7 separate regions of the Mus musculus genome follow, and regions 1, 2, 3, 4, 5 and 7 are each linked to region 6. The links are chromatin loops, found by intact Hi-C in ENCODE. Cell type or tissue: gastrocnemius. All regions are shown on one strand.

Region 1 (4,000 bases), 480 kb before region 6:
TATACTAGAAGTTTACTAAACATATGCACGGTGAAGACGATTCTGTAAATTTCAGAGGACGATAACATCAGCAAAAGGTCACATTTTCCTATCAAATCAAATACTACTCTACTGGACTGAAACCACTAGATCATAAAGAAATGCTCACTTTGTATTTTTTCTGCATGAATTCTGAATAAATTAGGTAACTTTTATAAATAAGATGTTACTAATTAACCAGCACAAAATATTACTTGAACATTCATTATTCTGGGTCATAACGTAAACTTGAAAGCAAAAAAAAAAAATTCTATCGTGGAGGAACTTAGACTGTGCAAACGGCACATGAAACAGGTGTCTCAATGTTCGCCCACACCATTGTTAAAGTTCCTGGGACAATAGATGAGAGGAAGAGCGTGAGTGTGTTCTCTAACATATTAAGCTGAAACAGAAGCAGGCTGCGTAATGAGAGGGCACAGAACTAACACAAATCAGTCACCGCTCTGCGCACACAGGGACCCTGACCTCAGTAAAGACACAAGAACAACCTCGTGGCTTTCTAGGAAAAGACCTTCCATAAACACCCGGAATGAGTGTCTTCCTTCTGTCTCGAAAGAGGCAACAGAACACAAAGGGCTTGGCACCTTGGGAAAGCCAGGCACTGCGCACGACACCACAGAGCAGAGCAGATGGGTGCTGAGATAGGACACACTCTGCCAGAGCTGCAGCTCAGAGGGCAGCAGCCTGCGAGCTCGTGGGAAAGTGAAGGCGCGGAGAGTGAACTCTGTAAACTGAACTGTCCTGTTCTCAGTCTGCTAAGTTGGAAAACTTTAGATTTGGTCAAGCCATCCTAGGTCAGCATGAGAAAGGAAAGGAAAGTAGGAAAGACGGTATGGTTAGCAGGCAAGATATTTTGGAAAGCAACACACGGTGAACTGGCAGGATTATGAAGCGCCTAAGAAGAAGCCATGTGATCAATAAAAAAGGGAGCAGGGTCAGCCTTCGGAAGACCAGTGATGTCCTGGCTCTCCTCATGAAGAGTGCGGGCTATAATGCTGTCCCTCCATCACCAGGGAAAGCCCTGTGTCCTGTCTCAGGCCCGTGTGCCTGAAAGGATGCACAACGTGGCCAGGCTCTGAAGAGCATTCACATTCCATCTTTGGGTGGGAAAGGTGCATAGTCCTGCTCCTCACCATGACATAGGCCAGCTGTTACAGGACTTTGTCTGGTGCATGTTAGGAGTAGACTATCAGAGGGGTTATTACTGCACTAGACTGGATAATGAGTAACCAGCATACATGGTTCTCTATGTCCTCAGGGAGACATTGTAAAAAGGGTAGTTATCTAGTGCTTTTTTGGGCAATGCCTCCCCCCCCCCCTTTTTTTTTTTCTGGGAAGCATTTCATCCCTTAGAAAGGATGCCAGGCTCATGTCTTCCCAGTGCCAGCACCGCCCCTCCTCACTCAGTCAGGCTGCACTGCAAATATGAAGAAAAGACTTTGTTGCTGGTTTCCCGTGGATCTTCTAATAAACCGTGCTGAGCTGGCTGGTGGCTTTGTTCAGCTGCTCAGACCCCCACCACCCAGTCGGTGCCAATTCTAAGAGCGTGCTCTTCTTGCTAAAGGCAGGCCAGGCCAGGAGAGGGAGCAAGAGAACACAAGATATTCCTATATCTGGGTCACAAGGAAAAGTCAGAGGGTGAGGTTGGAGAGGCAAACTGCCTCAAACAAACATGTAAAATTCAAACTGTGCTTTCCTGGGGGTGGGGAAGGGACTCTGAGCCTGTTGTTTGTCCATCACCTAGAGGATATTTTTTCTTAGCTGGTTACTGGAGGCTGGTTTTTAATGGTGACTGGATTGTACTGGAAGAGGATTTTATGAGTTGCCAACTTGACCAACAAGTAACCCCTTAAGACAGACAGACACTCTGTAGTTCTCCTGGCTCATTGTCACCACAAGGTACAGTGATTCTGGAGCGAAAGTGCCAAAGGAAGATATGTATGGATTAGGTTCATAGGCTGAGGTGTCACTCACCCAGGAAAGGCTATGTGTCCCCTACAGGGACAATGTGGGTGACAAATAACTTTACAAAGTAGAGTACAAATCACTTCCTTTAACAAATTCATTCCAGCCATCTTCTGTGGTTCCATTGTAGGGGTGGGGTGGGGCGGGGCAGTGTGTGTGTGTGTGTGTGTGTGTGTGTGTGTGTGTGTAGGGGCCGGGAGAGAGGGAGATATGCGCACATGTGCGTGCGCGCGCACACACACACACACACACACACACACACACACACACACACACCAAAAAAATGAAGAAAGAGTACCTCGCTAGTGAGGATCTGGACTAACGAGACAGGACAAGTCAGCAGATCTTACAAGCTAATAACAGGTAGGATGTAGTAAGAATAGAAAGCTGCTGGTGGAAGGGTATCTAACCCCGAGGGAGTGGTTCATAGGCTGCTGGAGCTGGCAGAAAGCAATGTGCAATGGCACAGGAGAGACTAGGGCACAGGGCTTGTGGGGCAGGACTCCGGCAGCAGGGGAGGAGGAACTATGACGCTGGAGAGGAGGGAGCAGACCCAAGACTGGAAAGGCCATTCTCAACCACAAAAGAGGTTGGCAGGCCATGGGGAGGCACTGCAGTGTGCCATGCAGGCGAGCATTAGGGAGATCACACTGACTGCATTTGGGGACCAGCCTAGGCAGGGACAAACCAGTTACGGAAGTCCAGGAGAGCTCCCACTGTGGTTGGAACACAGGCAGCACTGGAAGAACACAGGGAGGCCAGGAGGAGGAAGAGTTGGCAGTCGTAAGAACAACCTACCAGCCAGTTCAAGACCTTGGATGGCTAACGCAACTCCCCACTGCTCCTAGTTAACCAGAGTCACAACCTGGACACAGCACTTACGGAAATGAGTTCCAGCTGGAAACCATGTGGGCTATTTTTACCATGTAGTGGCTACAACAGGAAATATACAGAGATTCTCAAACAGCCAAGGCAGGCAGGTGATGGAAGACAGGGTGCAGTCCTGTAGCCTACAGATTTCTTGAAGGACCAGCCGTTAAGGTCAGTCACTCATTCTGTGCTCCAGGGACTGTCGGACACAGGAGCCGCACAAACAAATGAAGCAAAAGCTCCCATGGAACTCGAGGATCCCCCTCTTCCCTCTCTCAAAACTCCTGAGACAGGGTCTTACTGTTTAGCTCCGCTGCTGTGGGATGCTGGGTAAACCAGGCTGACCTCAGACTCAGGGAGACCCACTTGCTTCTGCCGCCCAGGTGATAAGATTAAAGCCATGTGTCATGAACCCGTTCTTAAACGAAAACATTATACAGATGAGCAGAATTTAGGCGAACTAGCACAGTGAGATGATATGTTGAAGGCAGCCATCGCCAGGGTTGAGAAGAAGGCAGGGGAGAGGCAGCTCTCCTGGGGCAGTCTGTGCCCCGGAAGCGTTTTCCACCAGCCGCTGTGTAGAATTTGACCTCCACACTGGGCTTTCTGTCTCATGCCTCCCTCTCCAAGGGAGGTGTACTGAATCCAGTAGGTCAGCCAGGGTGGTCTCCCATCTCAGGATGCTCTTGTCATAGCAGACCCCTAGCCATGTAGGGTGCCACCTGCATTGGCTTTAGGGACCAAGGACACAGGCAGCTCTGGGGTGTGTGTGGCCCTGCATAACACAATGATTACTGTCACATTCCTGAGGTGTCAGGTGTCTTTTGGGGGACCCTGACAGAAGTAGGTTTGTCTAAGTTTAGTTACCCAAAAAAGCAAGGTCTCCAGTAAGTGACCTGAATTGAAGAGAGGCATTTGTGGGTGAAATGAAAGAAACGTGGAGATGATTTATTCCAATTTCAGGTGTTTTCTCTTACCATTGTAAACTGCTCTTCAACTTCTTTTATTTTTTTTCTCACATCATTCCTTATATAAAACTACATTCCTAGTTTAGGTTCACGATGCCTTCTGTGTGGTTCCTGGGGACCATGAGCTACAGGGGATGCCGTTCCCCAAGGGTGTACAG
Region 2 (4,000 bases), 190 kb before region 6:
CTCAGCAGCTTTGCATCATCGTCTGGGAGTCTAGGATGATCTGATCAACTCCCGTCCACAAAAGGAAGTTTATGTAGCGACCTCAGAAAAAACAGCATTTCACACTTTCTGACGAAAAACCCAAACCGGAGCTATGTAAACAAAACAGGCAGAGGGAGTCAGCTAAGTCAGGTGACAGCATCTTCCTGACCCCAGGCTAGGCGCTTTGTTTTTGTTTTCACATCAATAGCCAGCAACAGATATAAACAAAGGCTGTGGTCACCAGGGGACGACTTCACTTGCTAGTCACACCCCCTTACTGGCCCTGCCTCCTGTTTCTGCTGCCCACAGAGGGAGAAATGGGCCAAGTGTCTGTAATGCCAAGGAAGTCCACTTCAAGTTTTAAAAAGTCCTTGAGGGGGTGCTAAGTCGTTAACAGCAGAATCTCTCCTTACCCATTTGTCTGGGTTTGAAGATTCCCAAAACAATAAAGTGAAAGCCAATTCTTCCAGAAATGAGGTTGTGCCCTATGCTGTCCCTGTAGAGGCAGACATGTGCCTGCTTTTCCTACCAGCCAGAGGCTGTGCTGGGGAGACAGAGGGAAGAAGAACCCAGCCAGTTCACAGTGATCACAGACCCAATGACAGCCGACCTCCCACCCTCCCCAGGCCATGCTGGTCCTAAGCACCGCAGGCAGAGCAGCCAAGGGAGCCCCACAGCCCCGGCACATGAGTCAGCAAGGGGACTGCTGACTGCGCAGCACTGTGGCATGTACAATGCAGGGTGCAACAAAACCGGGACACACAAGAATCTCTGCACGCATGCACGCGCACGCGCGTGCGCGCGCACACACACACACAGACACACACACACACACAGACACAGAGACACACACACAGATACAGAGACACAGACACACACACACAGACACACACACACACACACAGACACACACACACAGACACACACACACACAGACACACATACACAGACACACACACACACAGACACACACACACAGAGACACACACACACAGAGACACAGACACACACACACACCACCGCCGCCCACTTATTACTTTCCTCTGTTAGAACAAAACATGCAGATAATCTACACCCTGGCTCAAAAATAAGTAATGACCAGTAATAATCAGGAGTGGTAATAAAAAAATTTAAAAAAAAAACAACTCACTCTCCGTGTTTCAATGTGTGGAACAGCTGCATTCAAATCTCCTGAGCCAGTTAATTTTAACTGGCTTTAATTTTAACTAGATTTAACTGCTTTTCCTCTCCTCTGACAAATCAAAATAGCTGCCCTATCGACCACAAGAACCGGTAACCGAAGCACAGTTCCTGTTTTTCGGAAGAGACTTGCATTCAAAGCCACATAGGAGGTGTTTAACATATGTGGGAATTGAAGTGTTGAATGAGGGAGACTGAAACTCAGACACGAACTCAGGCCCCATTGGCGGCTTGTACAGGACCATCTCATGCCAGACTCTGACCCACGTGCCTTCAGTTCTGCTCTCTCATTTAACACAGAATCCCAAAGTCCACGTGGAAGGTCTGGAACTCAGAACGCATTTCCTCAAAGCCAAGTGCAATGTGCCCATCAGGGGGCATCTCAGGACAGACCACAGACCACTCCAGCTTAAAAGTGTGCACTGGAGGTTGTATAACTTACAAGTGGGAAATACTACTGCAACAACGGCTCCAAGAAGAATGAAGACAGCCCCCAGCCCCACCCCCAACCAACCGAGTCTGGGAAAATGTCTAATTAGCAGAGAATGAAGGACCAAGTCTACTACGAGACTTCCGCACAAAGGGAAAAGAAAAGTATTGATAGTTATTCTCAATTTTAGTCCCAGGAGGAAGAGGATGAAGGGAGGAGGAGAACAAAGAAGAGAAGAGAAGAGCTGGTGACTAGGGAGAAGAGGTTGAGGTAAGGAGGAGAGAGAGCAGGAAGAAGGGGGAGGAGAAGGACTCAGGAAGAGTTGAAAAAAGGAAGAGAAGGAAAGGGTTCTGAGAGCTGTGGAGTCGGGGAAGGGACGATGGAGGTATATTTACCCTCAGGAACTAGAGCGCACTCTCCACTGAACTACCCTTGGGCAGAAAAGCCTCTCCACACCCTATATCACGGATGAGAAAGACCGAGTCCAGCACAGTTCCAGAGGCTGGCACTAGATGGCGCCACCAACTCAACATAGCATGGTTGCTGGAGGGGTAGCAAGCAACTCTGACTTCATCCCCCAGGAGTTGTTTACCAGGCAAGGGCTTTATCTAAAACAAGCACTGCTCCCTTAACCAGTCAGCCTCTCTTCATGTCCAGAGAGCACCACTGTGCTAACAGAAGAGGTCAAACCAATTCTGAAATAATTTCCTCAGTCCATTTTTATCAATGAAACTGGGGGGAGGGGAGTGAAGAGGATGGTGGAAGAAGTTGGGTGCACGGCCTCCCCTCACCATAATATTCATGAATTCAAGGATAATTTCAGAGGATGTTTGCCATTAACTGACAAAAATCCCAAACCCTTGGCCACGTTGTTTCCCCCTTGAAGATGAGTTTAAATGTCACATGACACACCTGTGACAGGCAGAAGAATTCAAATCCAGCGTCTCACAGGTGAAGCTCCCAGAATAACAGATCGTGGCAAATCAGCCATGTTTTACATCTTCATTTTACTGTGGTTGTGTCCTCTGATCAGCCTGTCTCCACTTCCTGCCGGTGCTGAGCTCCTGACGAGACCCCCTCACTCACCATGGCACAGAGACCATCAGCTGATCACCACAGTGGAACATTCCAGGCTTCCTCTCTTGCATACTTCTTTGCCTGTCTCTCGCTCAAATGCTGACATCTCACCGAAGTAGTGCACTGGGTATGCTGAGCAACCAATTTCCTCCTAAAACGCTATTTATACAATCCCTTTCTGATACTGGCTTGAGGTCAGAAGGGCAGGAACTGGCTATCACACCAGGTGGCCAAAGGCAACAGAGTGTAACCTGGAAGTGGCTGCAAGAGGATTCTGGGAACTGATGGCAACATGCCTGCCTAGCTTCCTTACAATTCTGATAAGGACTGCTGTCCCCAACGCTCGTCATCCCATGGAATGTGTGCGAAGGAAGGGTTAATTTGAAATGTGTCTACATTTTCCTCTCACTGAATGGTAATAATATCTTTCACAGATAATTTCTCTTTTTTTCCCTTCAGTTTGACTCTTCAGGGTTTATTCATTTGCATAATATGGAATCTTGAACCCATATAGATATTCTACAAATCAATGTGAGTAATTCTCCCACTAAATCAGCAGCTTTAATTTAAGCTCATCATTGTTTGCATAGAAATCTTCATGCACTCATCTGCCTGATTTTTTTAATCACTTAAAACCTCCAACACTGACACACTAAGTATCTCCGCATTTAGCTATCTCCAAATTTTGAACTCATTGCTAAAAAGAAATGAGCCACAGTACATTCATACGCTCTATTATTTCCCAAACTGAGCCTTTCCCGTGCACTTAAGGTTCAGCCAGCCCCAAGAATGCCTCTTGACTGAAGTGTCAATTTGCTGTCCAGTCCAGGCAGAGTGGCGCTGAGTAAGCACACAGCCGTGACCCTCACAAACCCCAGGTAACTGGGACACTTGCCAAGCAGAGTCCTTCAAACCCATTCAGATCTCCAGCTCAAAGTTGCAACATGCTAATCTGGCAAGATAATCTCTTCCTGAAACTGCCTCGAATGGGGACAAAGGTCACTACTTTCTCTGTCACTGCTTGCTAACATTCCCAATTAGGAACGCTAATGGAATTGGTCGTGAATGCCATTCTTCCTCTAGTGTAGAGTGCTCCCAGGGTAGAGTGCTCCCAGGATTAGAGGAATCATTGCTTACAATTTTTATCCTCTTCTCTCACCAAAAAACCTCAAATAGCAAATTCTTCAGCCATCAAGAGGCCGGAGTGTGAAGAACAGAGTTAAAATCTGAGGATGGAGAAACAGGATCCATGTTCCACCTCTTTATCTTTGG
Region 3 (4,000 bases), 83 kb after region 6:
AGCAAGCAGGTCAGTGATTGCCTTGGGATAAGGATCAAAAAGGAATTAATGTAAACGGTATCCTGCCAAGGTGGTGATGTGTTTGAAAGTTGACTGTGATGGCTGACAACTGGGTAAATTCACAAAAATCAATAAATCACACTTCACATGGGTAAGCTTTATGATAGGTAATTAGCTTATTACTTTTAAAAAGTTATAAAAATACAGACCAACCATATGCCACATTATTGCTAAAACTAATGGCTATCACATGGGCACACTGCTCTGTCAAGTTCCTCTATTTTAAAAAATACTTAGAAAAATCCAAGTATTTTTAAAAGCATTAAAAAGCAAAAATGAAAATTAGCGTGGTATCTGTCAGATCAAAACCATTAGACTGTTACTGTGAAGGGCACTAGGTTCGCACCTTCATCTCCAATCTCCTACCTTCTATGTAGCTAAATGCTATGGCAAGGTCCTTTCCTCAAGGAAAGGTCCACCCCACTCATTACATCTTTATAGACTGTTTGCTAGTTGGCATTGAGAGAGTGCTCTGCCCACATCCCTCTTTATAAAGCCTCACAAGGAGGTGCTAATGTTCTCCTCATGTTACACGTAAAGCACATGGCTTTAAACATGCCAACTCACTCTCTCAGCCGTACACAGGTAACAAACAGTACAGGACAGTTAATGGTAGGCAACCCAACACTAGAATACCAGTGGTTCTAACATGTATGGCACACTTCATATACTAGGATCAGTTATGTGCTCCTTAGGTGTGAGTCCACTTAAGACAACTTATTATATAAAACTCAACAACAAAGTTGGGCATAGCTAGTGATCGTGATCAAATAGTTGTTCTTCAAAATCTACACTGGGTCGATCACTTCCCAAAGGGAAGAGGAGACACTAGGGCAGGAGCTGTAGCCTGGGGTACGTGAACTAGCTAGTCAGGCTCCAGTTCCACTTCATAGGCTGTGTAAAGCGTGTAACTACTTCTCAGTCAGTGCTCACCACAAGATGAGCACATTCTGGTGGTGTTTTCCCCCAGATTAGCACAAGTAATCCATTTCCATTTGAAAGGTAAGCAGTCATAGGGATGCAATTTAGTCACATTACACAGTAAGAAAGTATTCCGAGGCAGGATCCGAAACCTACAGCTTAGCATTACCAGCACATGCTATGGTAATTCATACTCAGCTTAAAGGTAACAAGGCTGCTTAGATGCAAAGTCCCAAGTAAGCCTGGCTCTTTTGGAGACTTTTTCCATTTCCTGGTCTTGGCCATTCAGAGACCATCTTGTTTTCCAAGCCTCAAAAAGAATCCAGCACTGGTGATTCATGCTCAGCATCCAGTTACTTTAGGAAGATTTAGGAATTGGCTTTGGTTTGAATATGTCAGTCTTTATAATCAAGCTTACTGTTAGGTGTCCTGCTCACTGTTAGGTAAATTAACATCTGAGCTTTTTTTTTTGGACAGTAAAGCATAGATGTTTATATTTTCTTTAGTGAGTATCTATAGAGTTCCTAAGTTATTTTCCTTACTGAGTGTCTATAGGGTTCCTAAGTTATTTTCCTTCATATCTATGGAGATAAGAGTATCTAATAGGGGGTTATAGAATCAGGCTCTTCCATAAACATTATAAAACAACACCCAGAGTTGGGTTTGAATTAATACAAGGAGCCAGAGCACTCATTTTTCTCACAGGAAATTAGCAGCAAACAGATCCTACAAGATTTCAACTTCATGGTCATAATCAACTTAGATGATACACACGGATCAGTCTGCCTAAAGACATTATCATTAACTATGAAGGAATGATTATAAAGCATTAAGACATTCAATACACTTCAATCATGTGCCCACAGATTAATCAGGGCGAGCAGTACTTAGCATTATTAAGAACGTCTGCTCTGAGTGTTATTTGTATTTGTGGATTCTGTACTTGTCGTAACTGTGTCGAGTAAGCATGACCATCTGTGATCCTCAGGTGCCACCTAGTGATGAAATGACGACTCACTCTGAGTTTTCAACTTCAAACCAGGGGAACTAAATGTGAGCAAATAAATACATGATAAACTCTCTTTTGCTGTGAGAAATCAATTTCACAAAATAATCTGAAATAAAAATGGTCACACTCCTATCTGAGAACCCCATGGCCTCAAGAAATCTCCATTCTCATTTGAGTCATAAGTTACTTCATATACACACTGAGGTTAACAGATCTTAGATGATAACACAGGAAGGCAAGTTGTCGAAGTTGCTGAAATGTCTGATAGAAATAACTGTCATGGTTTTATAGGAGTCAGTATAATAGCATGGAGCCAGTGCTTAAAGAATTATATTTCTTTAGATCATAAAGACTTCTCTTTTTTTGCATATGGCATTATTAGGAGTAAAATATTAGCTGTTAGAAGTAAAAAGCAAAAAAAAATATATATTAAGAACTGACTTTTTGTGAGATGAAAATGAGACAGGGAAGAAATCCAAGGCTATACAACAAGACTACTTAGATTTCTTTTTTTTTTAACACTTTTTTTTAAAAACACTTAGAATGCCAAAGGCAAGCACTCACAATACACTAAAGACCTCAGCAGCCTCTCTTTCCCCACAGGCTTGGAGATTCAATGGCAGAAAGCAGTTCAAACTTTCTCCCACCCACACTCTTTCCTTTGATTAGCAGAGGCAGACAGCCTGGCAGACTGTGCTCTATAAACATGGGCAGCTACAGAGGCATAAGAACACTGATAAAGAATATCCACACCAGGCTTTACCCCAGGCTACCTTGGACCCAGTTGAACATGACAATGATTCAGAAAAAATCTTGCAAAAGGAGTAAGATAAGTGAAATTAAAGTCTGACCACAGGTAGGAGGCGGCTACTGTGGGGAGGGTTGAGACCTGAAATGGATTCATAGCTGTTCAAACACAGACCTTAACGCAAAGTGCTTGAGTGACTTTCTGACGATCGATGACAGCCAAAGGGAAAGCCAAGTCAGGAAGCATGGAGAAAGGTCTTTCTTCAGTGATACAACTGAATTGCCAACTGCATTTCTTTAACCCTGAAATATCTGAGTACCTAGTACATCCAGCTGCTGTTTCTGAGGGACTGAATGTTCTTTATCTAAACGGACAGTACCAAAGCGGAGGAGCCTTAGAAATAGAAAATAAGCTATGGCTCACAACCATCTAATTTTCAAAGCATCATATTCAACAGGTTAACTGTTGGAGAAGGGATTTATAAAAGGTTTTCACCCTTTCAGAAACAGGAGTGACTGGGATGATAGAGGCTTGCACATGGAGGGGTGAGGGGAGTCTCCAAAGGCAGCTACCCTCAATCTTTTCCATCCTTGTCTGCTTACTCTACTGAGGAGTTCATGGCTTTCCCCCTTGGGTCAAGTTGGTCAAGAATTGCTTTTATCAGTAGTATAGTGAACTTCCAGGAACCTCAAAATCAGGGCTCAAGAAGCTTTAGCAGTTTCTATTTTCTTCCTCTTAGAGCCCAACATCATGAGATAAAGGCCCACTTGATACAGAAAGGCCTCATGCAGGATGATTGGGCATTTGCTGGGTATAACTGATGACCAAGCAGACAGAGACACTACTCTGTCAGGCATGAAGAAGCAACCTTGGATGCCTCTGTTCCATGTGACAGTAATATGTATCAAGGCACTGGTTTGGTTTCCACCCAGCGGCAAGGGGCTGAGGTACTTATTTTACATATCAAAGCAGACCTGGCCTCCAGGTTCTCCCAGCAACTCTCAGTCTCTATCTGGCATACTCTGCCCGCCTCCTTGAGCTCTTCCCTCTATCCTTCTCTCTTCCCATGGTGACTTCCCTGGCCTAGTTCCTTGGGGCCAGTGAACTTGTCTGAGAGCAGCTTCCCAATAAACCCGCCTATATATAATCTAATCTGGCTTGAGTTGCCTCATTTCCTCAGTGGAGAAATAACCTATCACTACATGGACTTCTGGAATGAAATCAGAGGAACAGAAAGGTATGAAAAGAAGTGTTTGGCTATA
Region 4 (4,000 bases), 500 kb before region 6:
ATCATGGAAGAGGGGGCAAAAAAATGAGAAAGAATCCTGTAAGATGCCGCCTTCTGGTCATGAGATGGCCACAGCACTCATGAACCCACAGCAGCTGGACTTACACAAATCCTATAGGAGATGAAGTGGGCCAATAATTCTAGTGTGGATGGGGGACAGGGTCATGTGGGTGGGGAGTCATTTGTAACGGATGTCTGCTGAGGAAATGGGAATCACTTTTTTTTTGGGAGGTGTGGCCATTAGTATGATTCTCATGCTCCTGCAGATGTGGGCGGGGTCCACATGCATAGGGTAGGGTGGGTATGTGGGTGGGCTCCATATGCACGGGATGTGGACAGCACTAATTGGACTCTGGCTTAGTGACAACAAATAAAGAAAAGGACACGAAGTCAGGAAAGGTTGTGTTAGAAGGATGAAGGGAAAAACAAGGAGTGGATATGATGAAAATACACAGTGTGAAATGATCAAATATAAGTATTACATTTAAAATGGGCGTTGAAGGACTGAAGAGATGGCCCAGTGGTTAAGAGCATTCATCTTGTAGAAGACACTGGCTCAGTTCTCAGAACCGACATCAGGAGCTCAAACCTGCTTGAAACTCCAGTTCTAAGAGATCTGACATCCTCTTCTGGATTTCACAGGCACCAGCACACACATGGAAAACTAACACACTCTCTCTCTCTCACATACACACACATACAATTTTTAAATGGGGGCTGGGAATTTCTATGGGTCTAAGAACACCCTTTTCTACTTAAGCCACGCAGTTGAGGCTTTGTTGCTGAGTTTCGCAGCATATACATATGGCTGTGGCGGGGAGCTCATTTGAAGGCTGATCAGATGAAGTGGGAGATGTGGGGTGACTTGCCAGGAGGGCTTGTATACTCCTCAATGTCTCTTAACTACAGCCTTGAAAGCATGGACACCTGCATCTCCAGAGGCATCATGGGAACTTTGCCAGTGCAGGACCTGGGAAGATGAAGGTAGTGTGGATATACTTCTGGATATGCTTCTTAAACTCAGGCTGCTGGCCACGCCTGTAGGATGCACTTCCCTAGCAAAACACTTGTCAGGTAAAGCAACACTGTGACTGCTCGCTTTCCATCTCCACAGTACAACTTTCTATTCTGCAAGACAGAGGCTGTTTTATCCCAGACATAGCTGTTATATCTTTGTGGTCTGTTATATCTTTGTTTATTGCTAATGTCTGTCTTGATTTTTTTTTGTCCCTAACACCTACTTACTTAGTTAAAACTAACTTGACCAGACAAAAATGTAAAAGAAGTATATACGTTTTAAAAAGTCTCTAGAAATTCATGAAAAATGAAGTATAGTCTTAATTATTTTCCATTAGTTTAAAAACAGGCTAAAAATTTTTTTAAGAGCACTTACTCAGGGCTGGGGCATAGCTAGTGACAGAGCATTTGCTTACTATGTGTAAGAAAGTACCCCTGCCACCACAAACCAAAAAGATAATGCATCAATACTAATTTTTATACGAGTGGTGGTATCATTTTTTATTTTATTAAAACATTAGTGCCCAAAATAAGGGGTTTAGTTGTCATATTTTCGTATATTGTCTTTCTTTTTTTTTTAAAAAAATTTCTTTGTTTCTTCCTTCCTTCCTTCCTTCCTTCCTTCCTTCCTTCCTTCCTTCCTTCCTTCCTTCCTTTCTCTCTCTCTCTCTTTCTTTTAGTTTACATATATGGATGGGTGTTTTGCCTGCTGTAAATCTACGCTCTACTCAACTGTAATACCTATGGAGGCCAGAAGAGGGCATCTGATCCATTGGGATGTGGAGCCTGCACGGGTGCTGGGAATCAGATTTGGATCTTCTGGAAGAGCATCCAGGGCTCTTATCTGCTGCGCCATCTCTCTAGCTCCTTTGTTGTCTGTCTGTCTTTTCTTTCCTGCCTGCTTTGTTGTTGTTGTTGTTTTTCGAGATAGGGTTTCTCTGTATAGCCTTGACTGTCATGGAACTCACTTTGTAGACCAGGCTGACCTTGAATTCATAGACATCTGCCTGCCTGGAGCATTCACCATCATACCTGACTCCTTTGTCTTTCTTAATCTCTTCTTCCACTCCTGTTCCCCCCTCCTGTTGGTGCCCTTTTTTTCTACATGTCACACATGTTTCATGATCTCATGTACTCTCTCTCCACACACACACACACACACACACACACACACACACAGAGACAGACATACACACACATGCATTCCATTTCATTGCTATTGTGACTCATGTAGCAACAGACATGGATGTGGTAGGATATAAAATGACAGGACACACAGGACACAGCGTCTTTAAGGAGTATACCAAGAATTGTTTAGCTGGGTCATATGGCAGTTCTATGTTTTCAAGTTTTCTTTTAAAAGAATTTTCTATTTATTTTTATGCATATGAGTACGCTGTAGCTGTACAGATGGTTGTGAGCTTTCATGTGGTTGTTGGGAATTGTATTTAGGACCTCTGCTCACTCGGATCAACCCCACTTGCTCCAGTCAGCCCTGCTTGCTCCTGGCCAAAGATTTATTATTATACATAAGAACACTGTAGTTATCTTCAGATGCACCCAGAAGAGGGCATCAGATGTCATTAGGGTGGTTGTGAGCCACCATGTGGTTGCTGTGATTTGAACTCAGGACCTTCAGAAGAGCAGTCAGTGCTCTTAACCGCTGAGCCATCTCGCCAGCTGTTTTCAGGTTTTAAAGACATGTTCATGATGATTTACATGGTGGCGGCACCAAATTACAAGTCTACGGCCTCACCAACATTTACTGTTATTTGTCACACCTAATCTTAACTTTCTGTTGTTAATACTTGTCTTATTTTCTCCCCAACACCTTATGCTATACAAGTACAAAACAGTGAGGTTGTATGTGTTAGACTAATTAACCTTGCTACTAGGATGAATTTATTAAGGCAATCAACCTTCTGATCATTTTAGTATAATTTAGACAAAAGTGTAGTGGCTTGAATGAAAATGGCTTGAATGCTTGGTTCCTAATTGGCAGAACTGTTTTTGAAAGGACTACTAGGTATGGCCTTGTTGGAGGAGGTGTGTCATTGGGGGTGGCATTTAGGTTTTAAAAGGCTGTGACAAACCTGATGATGCTGTTTTGGGGGAATGTGTAGGCTCTTAGGTTTCGAACTAGAGAAACATTTGAATGCTGTAAATGGGGCTTAATGGACCATCCTCACAGGAGCTTGGAAGTCAGTAATGCTGAGAGCAATGTGGCAGAGTCAATATTAGCAACCGAGCTAGAGAAGATTCTTGTGGCATTTTGATAAAGAATGCGGCTGACTTTTGTCTTTGTCCTAAGAATCTACCTGAGGCTAATTATAAGAGTTTTGGATTAATGGTGTTGGCAGGGGAGATTTCAACACAACCTATGATTGGTTGTGTCACATGGTTATTAGTGATCACTCTTATGCAGATTTACAATGAAAAATAGCAAGCAAGGCAAAAATACAAAACATACAATTTGAGGAGAAAAAGAATACAAGGGAGTGAATGTAATGTTGGAGCCATGTCTTGTGCTCAAAGAGATGAGAAACTTAGAGAAAAGCCTGATGCTAAGTGGAATAAAGGGAGTGGTGAGATCCCCCACCCCCCAGCTAATCCTACAGCCCCTGAAAGGAAAAAGCCCAAGGGATTTCCTCCACCTAAAAGGAAACTGTAAGAGAGATCTTATGCAAATGTAATTCAAGAAGGGGGCCAGATTCCAGCCCAAGGAGGTAGCTGAACTTGGTAGCATTGGCCATGTGGTTCTGGATTCAGAGTCATGAAGGATACAGGATAAAGATGTTTCAGAATCTTCCTTAGACATTAAGGAAAGCCACTGAGGTCAGGTGTGTGTCAGGGGAGACCCTGCATGGAGAGGCCATTGCATGAAACTGCTAAGGTGAAGCCTGGGTTATGTTGATGACTCCAAGATGCTGGAGATGAGGGAGGCATGGGATACCTGCCAAGAATTGCTGATGACAGGGCATGCA
Region 5 (4,000 bases), 180 kb before region 6:
CTGTAATCTGAACCTACTTTTAAGCACTTATTATTACCCTCCATCAGGTGGAAACATTTCCTCCCATCACGGCAAAGTGCATTTTCCTGATGAACTGTAATGGATCATTAAATTCCATATCTGAATAACAATACTTTGCACTTATTCGGTGCCTTTCATCCTGGGATTTCAAGGCAGTTTGCAAATAATTAAGCCCCTCACACAGCAGCCAGAGGTGAGTGGCTGGAAGGGAATTGCCTGAAGATTCTGAGTCAAAGGGCATAATTCAATGGAAAGAGAATACACCGCAGCCTCCCAGGCAGCCTCCCAGACACCGGTAGCACTGAAAGTAAATTAGGGGCTATTTGATTCCCTCCGACTCTTTCTGCCTCACTCTTGCTCGGTGGCAGATTCTGACACACAACACACAAAGCACTAAGAACTACCTACCAGGGGTGCTTACAATCTAGCTAGGACACTTAGACATCATACACCTGAGGAGGAAAACAGATCTGTACGAACTGACATTCCAACCCCCTTGATAGTCAAAGAATTTATTCAAACATTTAGATTACCATGTGGCAAACCTGAAGCCCTTTAAAATACAAAATGTAAATATTAACCAAACTATTTTATGGTGGCAGATCTCGTTTCTGGACCCTACCCACCTTCATTTGAATGACTTTGGGTTTCAAACATAGCAATTAGTGCCAAAGTGGGTGATCAATAGTTTTAAAGTACAGAACAGGAGAAGCCATACAAAGTTTTGTGGTGATTATAAGCGCCTGGAAAACTGAATTACAATAGAGACACTGACAGAACGTTCACTGGAACAGTTTGGCTGCAACACTGTGAATTGGCAAGACTAATTCTAACAAGATGTCTTTTTTTTTTCCACCACGTTTATTACCTGCAAGAATGAAAAGGGCCGACCACTGGCAAGCTGTTAGAGGCTCAGGATGGGATGACCTCACATTTTAAGCAAGTCGCCCGCTGCCTTGCAGAAATAGCCATCTCTTCAAGAGGAGGGGCATAAGGCAGTTCAAGCTTAGCTTTTCTAGTCAGCCTGAGCTTTAGCGGCACAATTTCCTACATGATACATTTTAATGATCTGAGAAAACCGTTATCAGAGTTAACATCTCTAATTTTACTCTTAAACAGACAAAAGCAAAAAGAAAAAAGAAAAAAAAAGATCTCATTAGGCAGTATCTCCGCCAAGGTTCCCACTAGGCTAGGAAGCATTTTTATCTAAAGTAATTACCCTTTTTAGTTAAATACACTCAGCAGATGAAATTAACAGAGTGAGAGACTATGACACTAGACAGCGAAGGTGAAAATCCAGGAACGCGTCGCCTGGCCGCCCACAAGCCCGCTGCAAGTCGCAGTTGGGTCTCTGGGGTGGGACGCTCCAGCCCCTCTCGTTCCAGGAGGCAGCGACAGCAGTGGCTGGACCCGCGGAATGCGAGGAGCATCTTGTTGGGTCACACACAAAACCACCCGGACCACAGCCTGGCAGGAACTTCGCCCAAGTTGCCAAACTTGCATGAATACAAGAGGAGGCTGGGGAGATTCAATGTGCCCACGACCCCGGGGGCCTGGGATGTGCGGCTCTTCAGACACGCGCCGCCCTGCGGGCTTCCTCTAAGTTCCGCAAATCCTCGCCCAGCCCAGATGCTGAATCAAGTCCTCTCTCGCGGGCACCTGGGGTAGTCCATGAGCGCCGCCCGCCGCCCTCTCGGTGCCGCTCGCTCCTGAACACCCGGTGGGTGGGTGAACTGCGAGGGCCGCGGTGCGGGGAGGTGCAGCGAGTTGTCCCTTCCTTAAACTCGACTCTTGGGTGGAGCCCTGGGGATTGAGAGACTTGCACACAGGTGTGGATGTGTGTTCTAGGGCCTTGGGGAGAAGGCGGTTACAAGGTGTCCCCTCTTGGAAGCCCTGAGCTCCCCTGGGCACGTCTGCGCCCGAGGACCGGGGCTGCCTCTTTCTAGCGCCCGGCGCGGTCATCCGAGCCACCCTGCGGCGGCTGACAGCTGAGCGCACAGCCACAGAGCCGCAGGGCCACAGAGCCGCGGTCTTCGCGGAACGGCCGCGCGCGGGGGTGCGGTGGGCAGGGAGGGACCAGGCCACCCGGAATGGCCGGAGCGCGGGCTGGGGCCGGAGGCAGGGCCATGGGTCTGACAGCTGCTGCGGCTCCGGCGGCGCTGCTCTCCCCACCCGCCCTCCCGCCCCACGACTGACTTATTACCCTCGGCTCCTCCTCCCCCTGCTGTTCCAAAACACCCGGCGACGCGAGCAAAATACAATGCCGCCTCGCCCGCCGTAAACAGGCAGGCGGGAGAGCGCGCCCCGCCGCCGCGTCCTCCGCTCGGCTCCCACCCCTTTCCCGTTCCTAGAAAATGCCATAAGGCGGCCGTGGGCGGGGAGCGGCCGTTCGCCCTCCGGACTCGCTGCCCGCCGCGGCCCCACGCCGCCCGCTGCCCCGCTCGCCCGCTCCCCGTGCAAACTTGCCCCGCTGCGTCGCCTCGGCCCCGCGGCCCGGTCGGGCACTCACCTTCCCGGGAACTTTCGTCCCCCTGCGCCGGTCCTGCCCGCGTCTTCCCAGCCCGCAGCCCCCTCCCGGCCGCCGGCGTGGTGGGCGGTCCTGGGGTCACTGAGAGCAGGCGGAGGGGATGCGCATCACATGGCAGCTCGCTCGCTCGCAGCCCCCCGAGTCCGGGAAGGGGGAGGGGAGCGGCGCGCGCGGCGGGGGCGACGGGGGAGAGGGGGGACGCGGGCCGCGAGGGAGGGGCGGCGGGCGAAGCGGGGCGCAGGGGCGACCGCAGCCCGGTGCGCGGCCGCGGGGCTGGCTGCTGAGGCGGCGGCGGCGGGGCTGCTGGCTGCGCCGCGCGGCTCGCGCTCTCCCGGAACGCCCACACTCTCAATCGCTACATTGTTGACATTCGGCGCTGACGTCACCCGCTCCCCATTCACAATAACTTTACGGGAGCGGGGCAGCGCACCTCCCCGGCCGCTGGGGCGCGGTACGCCGGGTGACTGGCGTAAGCTTCTCGGCGAATGGCGCTCTCGGGGCTCCGGCTCCGGCTGGCGGGCGCGCGCTTCGCCGGCTGGCTCGGGGAGGGGGCGCGCCTCTCGCCGCCGCGGACGCCGGGCTCCAGGCTTTGTGCGGGCCGCGCGGCCCGAAGAGCCCTGTCTTCCCCGCCCGGATGACTTCCTAGCTCCGCCTCTCTTTGCCCGGGCCTTGAAAGTCAGGGCTTGTGGGGCTAGTGGGGTTGGGAGAGCTGCGAAGGCCAGTGTGGCACGTGGGGAGGTCGCCAGAGCCATGGGCACTTCATCAAAGGGAAAGCCGACCTGGAACCTGACATTCCGCGGCCGACTACAGCTTCCCTGAAGGAGCTGGACAAGATGAGCCATGAACCCTGGAAAGCTGAATCAGGCCCCCTTTTATGGGAAGTGGGCCTTGAGAAGAGCAGCTCCCTACCCAAGAAGAGTTCTTTAAAGGCCTACCCAATGGAGGGGGACCTCCAGCCACCAAGAGCTATATATTTCCCAGTCTAAAAGATCTTAGAGTTTCTTTCCATCTCCTTAACCTCAACTTCCACTGAGTTTCCACAGCTGTCACTTGCTTGCCCCTCTGAATGCTGTCAGGTTGCTGTTGCCCCTTTAAGCCACCATAGGCTTGGTGTCAGGTAGTTGAAAATTTAAAGAAAGTAATTAGGACTTAGGTTGAAGGTACATTTGCAATAAAGTAAGGTTGTGTTAGTTGCTGTGCTGGTGCCTGCAACCTCACCCTTTGCCAAGGCCAGGAAACTGCCATGTTTCCCTAAGCACCTATAACTTGCTCCCCTACCCTGTGTAGGGCAGCGTTTCATATTATTACACGTGGTGCTGGCTTTTAATGAAGATTATAAAACTTTGGCTGGCTCTACTGAGAGAAGGATCATAAATCCCCCTGTAAAATGGGCATTGGCATATGCCGAGGAAGCCAGGAAGCATCGCTCTGGGAGTCTTGTGATACCATCCA
Region 6 (4,000 bases):
TGTTTGTTTGTTTGTTTATATGAGTACACTGTAGCTGTCTTCAGACACACCAGAAGACGGCATCGGATCTCATTACAGATGGTGTGAGCCACCATGTAATGGTTGGAAATTGAACTCAGGACCTCTGGAAGAGCAGTCAGTGCTCTTAACCGCTGAGCCATCTCTCCAGTGCCCAAACCTGAATCCTTTAATGATAATACATTTCTCTGTTGGCAGCTGAGCACACACTTAAAATGTGCACGCACATGCGTGCACATACACACATACACTGAGATGTGCACCCCCACCTCCACACACCTTCACATGTGCACACATACACACATCCTTCTACACGCATGCATACACTTACACCGCCCCCAGCCACACCCAATCACACACACTCCAACAATCTGTAGTCTCAGAAAGTCAGTGACCATGAGCTATGATGACCACTAGATGGCAGTCTAGAAGCCACTTTCAAAATTGCTTACCTGTTCAGAGACAAATTGGGAGTGACGTTTTAAATAAGAAAAGGAAAAAGAAAGCTAAAAGTGAAGAAATGAATGGAAAAAAGAAAAAGGACAAGAAAGGAGACTGGAAATGTATCACAGTTGGTACAGTACTTCCCTAGTGTGCTCCAGCCCTGGTTTGATGCCTAGGACCATGTAAACCAGGTTATTGCTGTAATCCCAGCATTAAGGGGGTGGAGGCAAGAGATCGGGAGCTGGGAAGGGAAGGGAAGGGGGAAGGGGAAAGTGGGAAGGGGGAAGGGGAGAGAGGAGGGGGAAGGGGGAAGGGGGAGGGGAGAAGGAAGATCAATCTACTCTTGCCAAAGTTATGCATTTCCAGGGAATAAAATAAGCTTGCAAGTACCCCAGATCAGTATTTAACCAGGAAAGACGGACTCTCAAAGGGAAGGGTTTCCTCTAACCCCTACCCACAGTGCTCTCATCTTGTTCTGACACAGACTGGTAGAAGCAAGTCATGAGCACGCACGTGGGTACCGAACCCAGATGAAGATGTGCAGTTCTGGGCTACATTTCCACGAGTGGGACTAACGTCAGCAGGCTTATGCTATCTGAGCTTCCAAAGGATTCTAGGATCTAAGCAAGCAGGGCTCAACCCAGAGGCACTGAGGAGGAGGGCCACTCCCCTGATGAGAACCAGAGTTGTCAGAACTGAGTGCAGAGATCAGATTTTCCCAGCCCTTTCTCTTTATCTGGAGCACAGTACCCCGTCCACCCCCACCCCAACCCCACCCTGAGCACACACACACCTTCACTTGGGATCAGAGCCCAACCATTACTGAATTCCTTGGTCTTCAGGCTGGCCCCATCTGACCCAGTGTCCCCTGGACTGGAACTTATAGAAGACTCCTGTTTGGTGGACGTGGCTAGGCATACCTGCATTTGGACTTCATCAAAGCATTCTGAACTAGAACTTAGGATCGGTAGGCACAAGGGACAGGATTCTGTCACAGGGTCCTGTGTTTTATATATGTATGCATTGAGACAACAACAGTTTTCACTCAGGCAGACTCGGTTTAAAATTCAAGTGCTTGGAACAAGCGCTAGTTGTTATTGAGTGAATGAGGTAATCTTCATAGAGAGTTCGGCACAGCACTTACTGTTTATGTAGTACGTACTAATACTTATAATACTAATAATTATAACTCTGCTTGGGGCATACGTTCCCAGAGTAGCTTGCTCAATTACCCTCAGAGATGTTCTCCTCTGGAACAAGGTTCTTAGGATCCAGTTGGGGGAAATTTTTGCTCCTAGAGAGAGAGAGAAATGGCTCATTGCTGAAGAATGCTTGCTATTCTTCCGGGGAATCCCATTTTTCCGAGAGATTCTAATTTAGTTCCCAGCACTCGTGCCTTGCTGCTCAAAACCTCCTGTATCTTCAGTTCCAGAAACGCTAGCAACCTCTTTTGCTATCCATGGTCACGCACACACATGTGATGTACATACACACAAAAACATACATTTTAAAAATCGCTTCTAGGAAATTCCCTACTTCTGAATCGGGATTTTCCTTTGAACATCTGGTCCCGACAGGGAAGTGATTTGGATGCTGGTGACCTGGATGGAGCTCGTAGAATGAACCCACTGATCCAGGGTGCCGGAAGTCAAGCTTTTTTCTCAAATCCCTATAGTCAATTTCCCAGAAGGCTCCACGGTGTTATCTCCCCAGCAAAACGATGAAGCCTCTGGAAGGGGCTGGAAGTGCAGTGGAAAGTCCAAGTGGCCCAAAACATCGAATCAGACACCAGAAACCCGAAGTTATGGAAGACAAAAAAGAAACAAAAACAAAGCCAGCCTCATTAGTAGCGCTGGCTGTCGCTACCCTGTCAATAAAGGGCCTTTGAAAGTCTGTGCTTGTACTGCCATCTAGTGGCTAGAGAAGGCATGGCTGGAGCCGGTAAGGTCCCGGGCCGTGCTATGTGAAGGTGGTTCATCTTCCTCTTGAAGAATTTATGGATAGGCATATTGTCGGAAGCTTTTAATGATTATTCTCTAATTTTGCTTCATAGTGTCTGCAAATCACTGACAAATTTGTATGAGAATCATAGAACAGGGGCAGTTTACGCATCCGGCGGTCCAGTTGGGGTCTAGTTGGCAGAGTGTCTTTGGGGAAGGGAAAAAGCCCCGTTTCTCTTGGAGCACGGGAATCCGCAGAAGCAACGGCGTTGCCTCAGTAGCTCCGTGCTGGCCTAGCGTGAAGGAGGCCACTCACTATCTCCAGGTAACATCTTTGTGTCCTCAGCCCTCTGGTCTCTGACTTACTTGTAAATGCATGTCCCTTGCTTCCCTTTTAACTCCTGCTATCACGTTTAAAAATCCCTCATTTGAGTCCTGAGGGCTAGCAGAAAGAATGGAAACAGGCAACCTCAGGAAATAGGAGGTTAGGGGGACCCCCCAGAATATACCAGAGACCTGGGAAGTGAGAGACTCCCAGCACTCAAAGGGAGGGACCTTAGATGAAATGCCTGACAGTAGGGAGAGGAAACTTATAGAGCCCCCCCTCCAGCAGGAAGACAGGACATCAAGTGAAAGATGGGGTTGCCATTCCACAGTCACATCTCTGACCCATAATTGTTCCTGTCTGAAAGAATTACAGGGATGGAAATGGAGAGGAGCCTGAGGAAAAGAAGGTCCAGTGACAGGCCCAAAGTGGGATCCAGCTCAAGGGGAGATCCCAAGGCCTGACACTATTACTGAGGCTGTGGAGCGCTCATAAAAAGGGACCTATCATGACTGCCCTCTGAAAGACCCAGCAAGCAGCTGAAAGAGTCAGATGCAGATATTTGCACCCAACCAATGGGTTGCTGCTGACCCCTGTTGTTGAATTAGGGAAGGCTGAAAGAAGCGTAGGAGAATGGTGATCCTGTAAGAAGACTAGCAGTCTCAATTAATCTGGACCCCTGAGATCTCTCAGATACTGAACCACCAGCCAGGCAGCATACACCTACTAATATGAGGCCCTCAACACACATACAGCAGAGGACTTCCGGGTCTGTGTTCATTCAGAGATGATGCACCTAACCATCAAGAGACTGTAGTTTAGACGTCAGGTGGGGTGGGGGATGGGGACATTCATGTGGAGACATGGGAGTGGGGAGGAGGTGTGGGATATGAAACAGTCGGAGGGGGGATGAAGGGTGAATAAAACATGGACTGTAAAAAAAATGAATTAAAGAAAAAAATCCTTCACTTGATTTCAGGGAAATATTCCTTATCTGCGGAGGCTCTCTGGATTTTAGATGCGGGCTCGTTCTCTTGAATCACTGGCCCTAAGACTATCAAATAGCGCTTTCCATGGGCAGCCTTCTCCTCAGTGGTCACACTCACAATGAGAGTTAGGCTCCAGTGTCACAGAATCTGGGCCCTGTACCAAAGTGATAGGTTCAAAAATCTCCCCCATGTGTTAAATTGCCTTTTAGGGCAATTTAAAACTTTCTTATATTTACTGACTTAAAAAAAAGAAGAAGAAAATTCAAGCCTGAGACAGCTGAATG
Region 7 (4,000 bases), 520 kb before region 6:
CCATGCAGGAGCTGGGAGTTGAACCTGGGACCTCTGGAAGAGCAGCCAGTGCTCTTAACTGCTGAGCCAGCTCTCCAGTCTCCAAACCTCTTTTTAAGATGAGCAAGTCATGGGAAGTACTGAAAGCAAGTAGTGATTAATACTTCTCTTATTTCCAATACAAGTAAGATGAAATATTCGTATAACCAAACAGTACAAACACACACAAGTCGGCCAGCCTGGTGGTGTATAGCTCTAATCCCAACACTCAGGAGGATTGCCATGCATCTGAGCATAGCATGGGCTACAGAGTAAGTGGGGAGCCAGTCTGGCCTACATAGTGAGACCTTGTCTCAACACACACACACACACACACACACACACACACACACAGATTATAATGTTATCATTTCCTGAGGTTCCTTTGAAGCAAATGGCATTAAAAATATTGTAAACTGTGTTAGTTCTTCCAATGTTGCAGAACTTTTGTAAGAAAGACCATGGTTTATCAAAGCCCCTGCTACAAGACACACAACCGGAATTCAACAAAATGGCCAAAGTGATCTTCTAAAGACCGATGTACAGATGGGGAAGGAAGACTGAGCCCAGCACACCTTGAAGACACTGCAGAGATGCACCAGTCAGTGAGAGTCTTTTTTACTCACACAGAACCCAAGGTGACATCCTGGGTAGGAGGAGTCAGAGCTGGGCTTTAGTTCTCACACAGGAGAGAGGTGACATCACCCCTCTGACCCTCAGTGTCCTCGTGCAAAACAAGGTACGCTTCTCAGGTTAGTGTTATGCTAGGCACTTTGTCAGGATATGGTTTTTAAAATTACGTTTTCTTTTACAGGGTAATTCTGTTATTTCTCTGACACGATGCATATTCCTTCCTTCTGATAAACACCTTGCTGGACGATGTCATGTGTTCTCGAAGTTAAGCCTTGAAGGGCACTGAGACTTGTACTTTGTCCTGTTTCACTGGCTGCTCAGTAGGGCAGACCTGGCATCTCCAGCTCACAGCACTATCCTGCCAGTTCTGTGAATGGAAGCATGCTCATTGCTTATGAGGTTTTATTTAATTATTCTGAACTCAGTTCACTCCTCTAGCTAGACAGGCCCTGGGAATGACACTCAGTTTCCATGCTTAGTGGCTGCCCCTTTTACCCGAGGAACCACCTTGCCAGCCCAGAAGTGAATTCTTGAAGCCACTGAGACCCGCAGAGGACTGTAACCCCAGCCAACACCCGATCTGAGCCAGAAATGCTCATGAGGGCCAGCTCAGTTCCTGACACACAGAACGTGTGAGAGCTGTTGAATGACCACTGCTACTGTAAGCCATTAAGGTTTAGGCACGATTCCTACTTTTAAGTCCTTCACAAGTCAAGGTAAATATTTTTAAAAGAGAGGATGGCAGGGGTGGGAGAGATGGCTCGATAGTTAAGAACACCTGCTATTCTTCCAGAGGACCCAGGTTTGATTTCCAGCACACACACACACACACACACACACACACACACACGAACATACATGGCAGCTCACAATCATCTGTGGCTACAGTTTCAGGGAATCCAATACCCTCTTCTGGTCTCTGTTGGCCCCAGACACACACGTGGTACAGACAGACATACACACAAACAACTATAAAATAGAAATAAATAAATAAAACTCCACAACAATGAAGAGAGGATATCACAACTCTGGAGGTGTCTTCTCTGTTGTTTAATTTTAGTATGTATTATTTTGTAAGAACGGCAACTATGGAGACCTGATGCAGGGAGTGGTCCTCATCTATAAACACAAGAAGTGAAGGTATGGAAATTAGGAATTCAAGGTCATCCTTAGCTACAAACTGACAAACTGAGTTTAAGGCCAGCATGGGCTACTGAAGACCCTAATTGTTTTGTGTGAAAACATTGACTTTGTGTCTGATGCAGAAGCTGAGAGCAAGCCCAGGCTCTCTCTCTCTCTAGGGCCTTGTCAGTCTCCATGGGGTTTGGAGTTCAGGTCGGTGACATTTTTAAAAAATGATTTATTTATTTTATATATTTGAGTACACTGTCACTGTCTTTAGACACATCAGAAGAGGACTTCAGATACCATTACAGATGGTTGAGAACCACTGTGTGGGTGCTGGGAATTGAACTCAGGACCTCCGGAAGAGCAGCTGGCGCTCTTAACCACTGAGCCATCTCTCCAGCCCCAGGTCTGTGACTTTTAACAGCTTCTCTCTGCCCTTCCTTGCTAAGGCGGTGCTGATGGTTTGGGAACTTCTGCAGTTACATCTGTTTCTGCAACTCCTGCACAGTTATGACCTCAGCAATCTTAGCACTTGGGAGGAGGTGGAGGCAGGAAGATTAAGGCCACCCTCAGAGGCCTGTGGAGTTCCAGGCCAGCCCAGGCTATTAGACCCAGCTCAGGTTGCTTAGGTTTTTTTCTCATATTCAATTTCTTGGCTTGGCCAGCAGATGGCAATGTAAGCCTAAATGTCATGTGCTAGGCTAACCTTTAATACTAACACCAGTCAGAGAGGCTAAACTTACAAGTGTATGTCAGTCAGGTGTGTTGTGTTACACCTTTAATCCCAGCACTTGAGAGGCAGAGGCAGGTGGATCTCTGAGTTTGAGCCTAGCCAAGGTTAAATACCGAGAGCTTGTTTCAGAAAAACTCAACCAACACCCCCACCCCTGCAAGAAACCAAAAAATTGAAAGCGGCCACATTAAATAAAGTAAAAACAAAACAAAACAAAACAATCCAGGTGAGTTTCATTTTAAGAACATGTCATTTATCCCAGTGTATAAAATATTTCTAATGTAATCTATACAAGTTATTTACAAAAAATTCAATGATGAAAAATTAAAATCTAAAGCACATTTTATTGTTCCAGTATTGTTCCACAATTCAGATGGGTCCCCACAAAAGGCTTGCTAGACATGTGTAGGACGTGCCCAGGAATCTTACAGATCTCTCAGGAAAAAGAGTCACTGGAGAAAGCATGTGGGCCTGGGTTTATTGGTGAAGAAAGCAACTTCCTGTTAGGATTCAGAGGGTGGAGTGTTGAGTCTGTGTTCTTTAAGAGGTCAAGGGTATGGCTAGTCTGCCCTGAATCTGGGAGTTATCTGTTGGTTGCATCAGATAGTCATGAGGCTCAGTCCTGGTATTTGTGCCCAGTTGATCACCATGCACAAAGGTAAGCACACTAAAGAATCATTTGCCTTTCCTAGGGCCGGGTGAAAATTCTGTCGGGTTACTTCCTAGCTGTGCACTTACTCCATGTGGCACTTACTATGCCTCCCATGTGGTGAGTGCAGGCAGGACAAATGGCTCCTTTGCAGGCTGTTGGAAAGGCCTTTGCCTGTGGGGCTGTTTCTCCTAGGCTTCCAATGATACAGTGCACTGTTTATCTCCATTTTCCAAGCTTTGGATAACAGACACTCAGATCCTAGATGGTGCCCCAGCAGCACACAGGTCGTCAGTTGGAGACATAGCACCTGGGCATCACAAAAGCTGTGCACCCTTGGGGCTCAGGGGACTTCTATTTCCACTGACAGCAGAGCCATCTTACTTCAGCTCCAGACTGTATTTGCTTACTTGCAGAAAGAAAACATGCCACAGAGCAGATCACAAGGAAAGTCTAAAGGGCTTCCGCACCGAGCGCTACTGTATTTAAAGCCATCTAGACAGCAAACACAGACCAGGTAGACAGGATGGAAGGTTGGCGGGGGAAAGGGAAAATCAACAATGGCAGTGTCAAAGTCCTTGGAGCAAAAGCAAACCACACATGGAATTTCATCAGGGATTGTTGCAATCGGGCTTCGTTTTTAAAGACGGTCAGTGGAGAAGAAAACAGTCAGCCATACATCTTCTTCTCTCTCAGGGGGAAGGGAGCCCTCACTCTTGTGCTGGGTTCTGTTTGTAGATCTGCTAGCCACACAGCAAGGAGGAACTTACACTGACCAGCAGGTGGGAGCACCTGCCTTGTTCCTCAAGGGATGCGGAGGCTCAACCTCAGCCCTCGGC

Evidence for each region. Hi-C counts contacts between places; a loop is a spot of excess contacts. Peaks named below come from ENCODE experiments on the same cell type or tissue, not always from the same donor. Only the 100,000 strongest peaks of a DNase experiment are listed, where the experiment ranks them.
Region 1: it touches region 6 in a loop (8-fold over the local background); 17 of 42 quality-filtered maps call a loop at or near these places.
Region 2: it touches region 6 in a loop (5-fold over the local background); 34 of 42 quality-filtered maps call a loop at or near these places.
Region 3: a loop joins it to region 6, with 3 times the contacts of the local background. A loop is called at or near these places in 6 of 42 quality-filtered maps.
Region 4: it touches region 6 in a loop (5-fold over the local background); 23 of 42 quality-filtered maps call a loop at or near these places.
Region 5: it touches region 6 in a loop (2.3-fold over the local background); 32 of 42 quality-filtered maps call a loop at or near these places.
Region 7: it touches region 6 in a loop (11-fold over the local background); 35 of 42 quality-filtered maps call a loop at or near these places.

What each region holds. Positions count from the first base shown.
Region 1 is chr4:32,535,870-32,539,869 of GRCm38, reverse strand. The region is part of intron 2 of Bach2 (BTB and CNC homology, basic leucine zipper transcription factor 2); the gene reads right to left. Among named protein-coding and RNA genes, the nearest start is that of Bach2os, 34 kb to the left of the region's middle. In gastrocnemius, CTCF peaks have their summits at 1,604 (motif pointing right) and 2,625; DNase peaks (open chromatin) are centred at 684, 1,590 and 2,665; H3K4me3 peaks cover 395 bases; H3K27ac peaks cover 1,802 bases.
Region 2 is chr4:32,246,626-32,250,625 of GRCm38, reverse strand. It overlaps a transcript of Bach2 not described here. Among named protein-coding and RNA genes, the nearest start is that of n-TGccc3, 18 kb to the right of the region's middle. In gastrocnemius, a CTCF peak has its summit at 2,156 (motif pointing right); DNase peaks (open chromatin) are centred at 287, 657, 2,159 and 3,603; H3K4me3 peaks cover 822 bases; H3K27ac peaks cover 808 bases.
Region 3 is chr4:31,970,322-31,974,321 of GRCm38, reverse strand. The region is part of intron 1 of Map3k7 (mitogen-activated protein kinase kinase kinase 7); the gene reads right to left. Among named protein-coding and RNA genes, the nearest start is that of Map3k7, 8.2 kb to the right of the region's middle. In gastrocnemius, a CTCF peak has its summit at 1,985 (motif pointing left); a DNase peak (open chromatin) is centred at 1,963.
Region 4 is chr4:32,549,321-32,553,320 of GRCm38, reverse strand. All of the region lies in intron 2 of Bach2 (BTB and CNC homology, basic leucine zipper transcription factor 2), which reads right to left. Among named protein-coding and RNA genes, the nearest start is that of Bach2os, 20 kb to the left of the region's middle. In gastrocnemius, a CTCF peak has its summit at 1,767 (motif pointing right); a DNase peak (open chromatin) is centred at 1,775.
Region 5 is chr4:32,237,620-32,241,619 of GRCm38, reverse strand. It overlaps a transcript of Bach2 not described here. Among named protein-coding and RNA genes, the nearest start is that of n-TGccc3, 9.4 kb to the right of the region's middle. In gastrocnemius, CTCF peaks have their summits at 1,704 and 2,990; DNase peaks (open chromatin) are centred at 1,660, 2,125, 2,627, 2,996 and 1 more place; H3K4me3 peaks cover 2,571 bases; H3K27ac peaks cover 2,450 bases.
Region 6 is chr4:32,053,687-32,057,686 of GRCm38, reverse strand. No RefSeq gene overlaps it. Among named protein-coding and RNA genes, the nearest start is that of Map3k7, 92 kb to the right of the region's middle. In gastrocnemius, CTCF peaks have their summits at 427 (motif pointing right) and 2,382 (motif pointing left); DNase peaks (open chromatin) are centred at 374 and 2,375; H3K4me3 peaks cover 1,079 bases; H3K27ac peaks cover 546 bases.
Region 7 is chr4:32,570,754-32,574,753 of GRCm38, reverse strand. The region is part of intron 3 of Bach2 (BTB and CNC homology, basic leucine zipper transcription factor 2); the gene reads right to left. It overlaps Bach2os (BTB and CNC homology 2, opposite strand), which reads left to right and starts at 3,092. Exons shown (of 5, transcript NR_026843.1): 1 at 3,092-3,170. In gastrocnemius, a CTCF peak has its summit at 2,440 (motif pointing right); DNase peaks (open chromatin) are centred at 1,197 and 2,430; H3K27ac peaks cover 330 bases.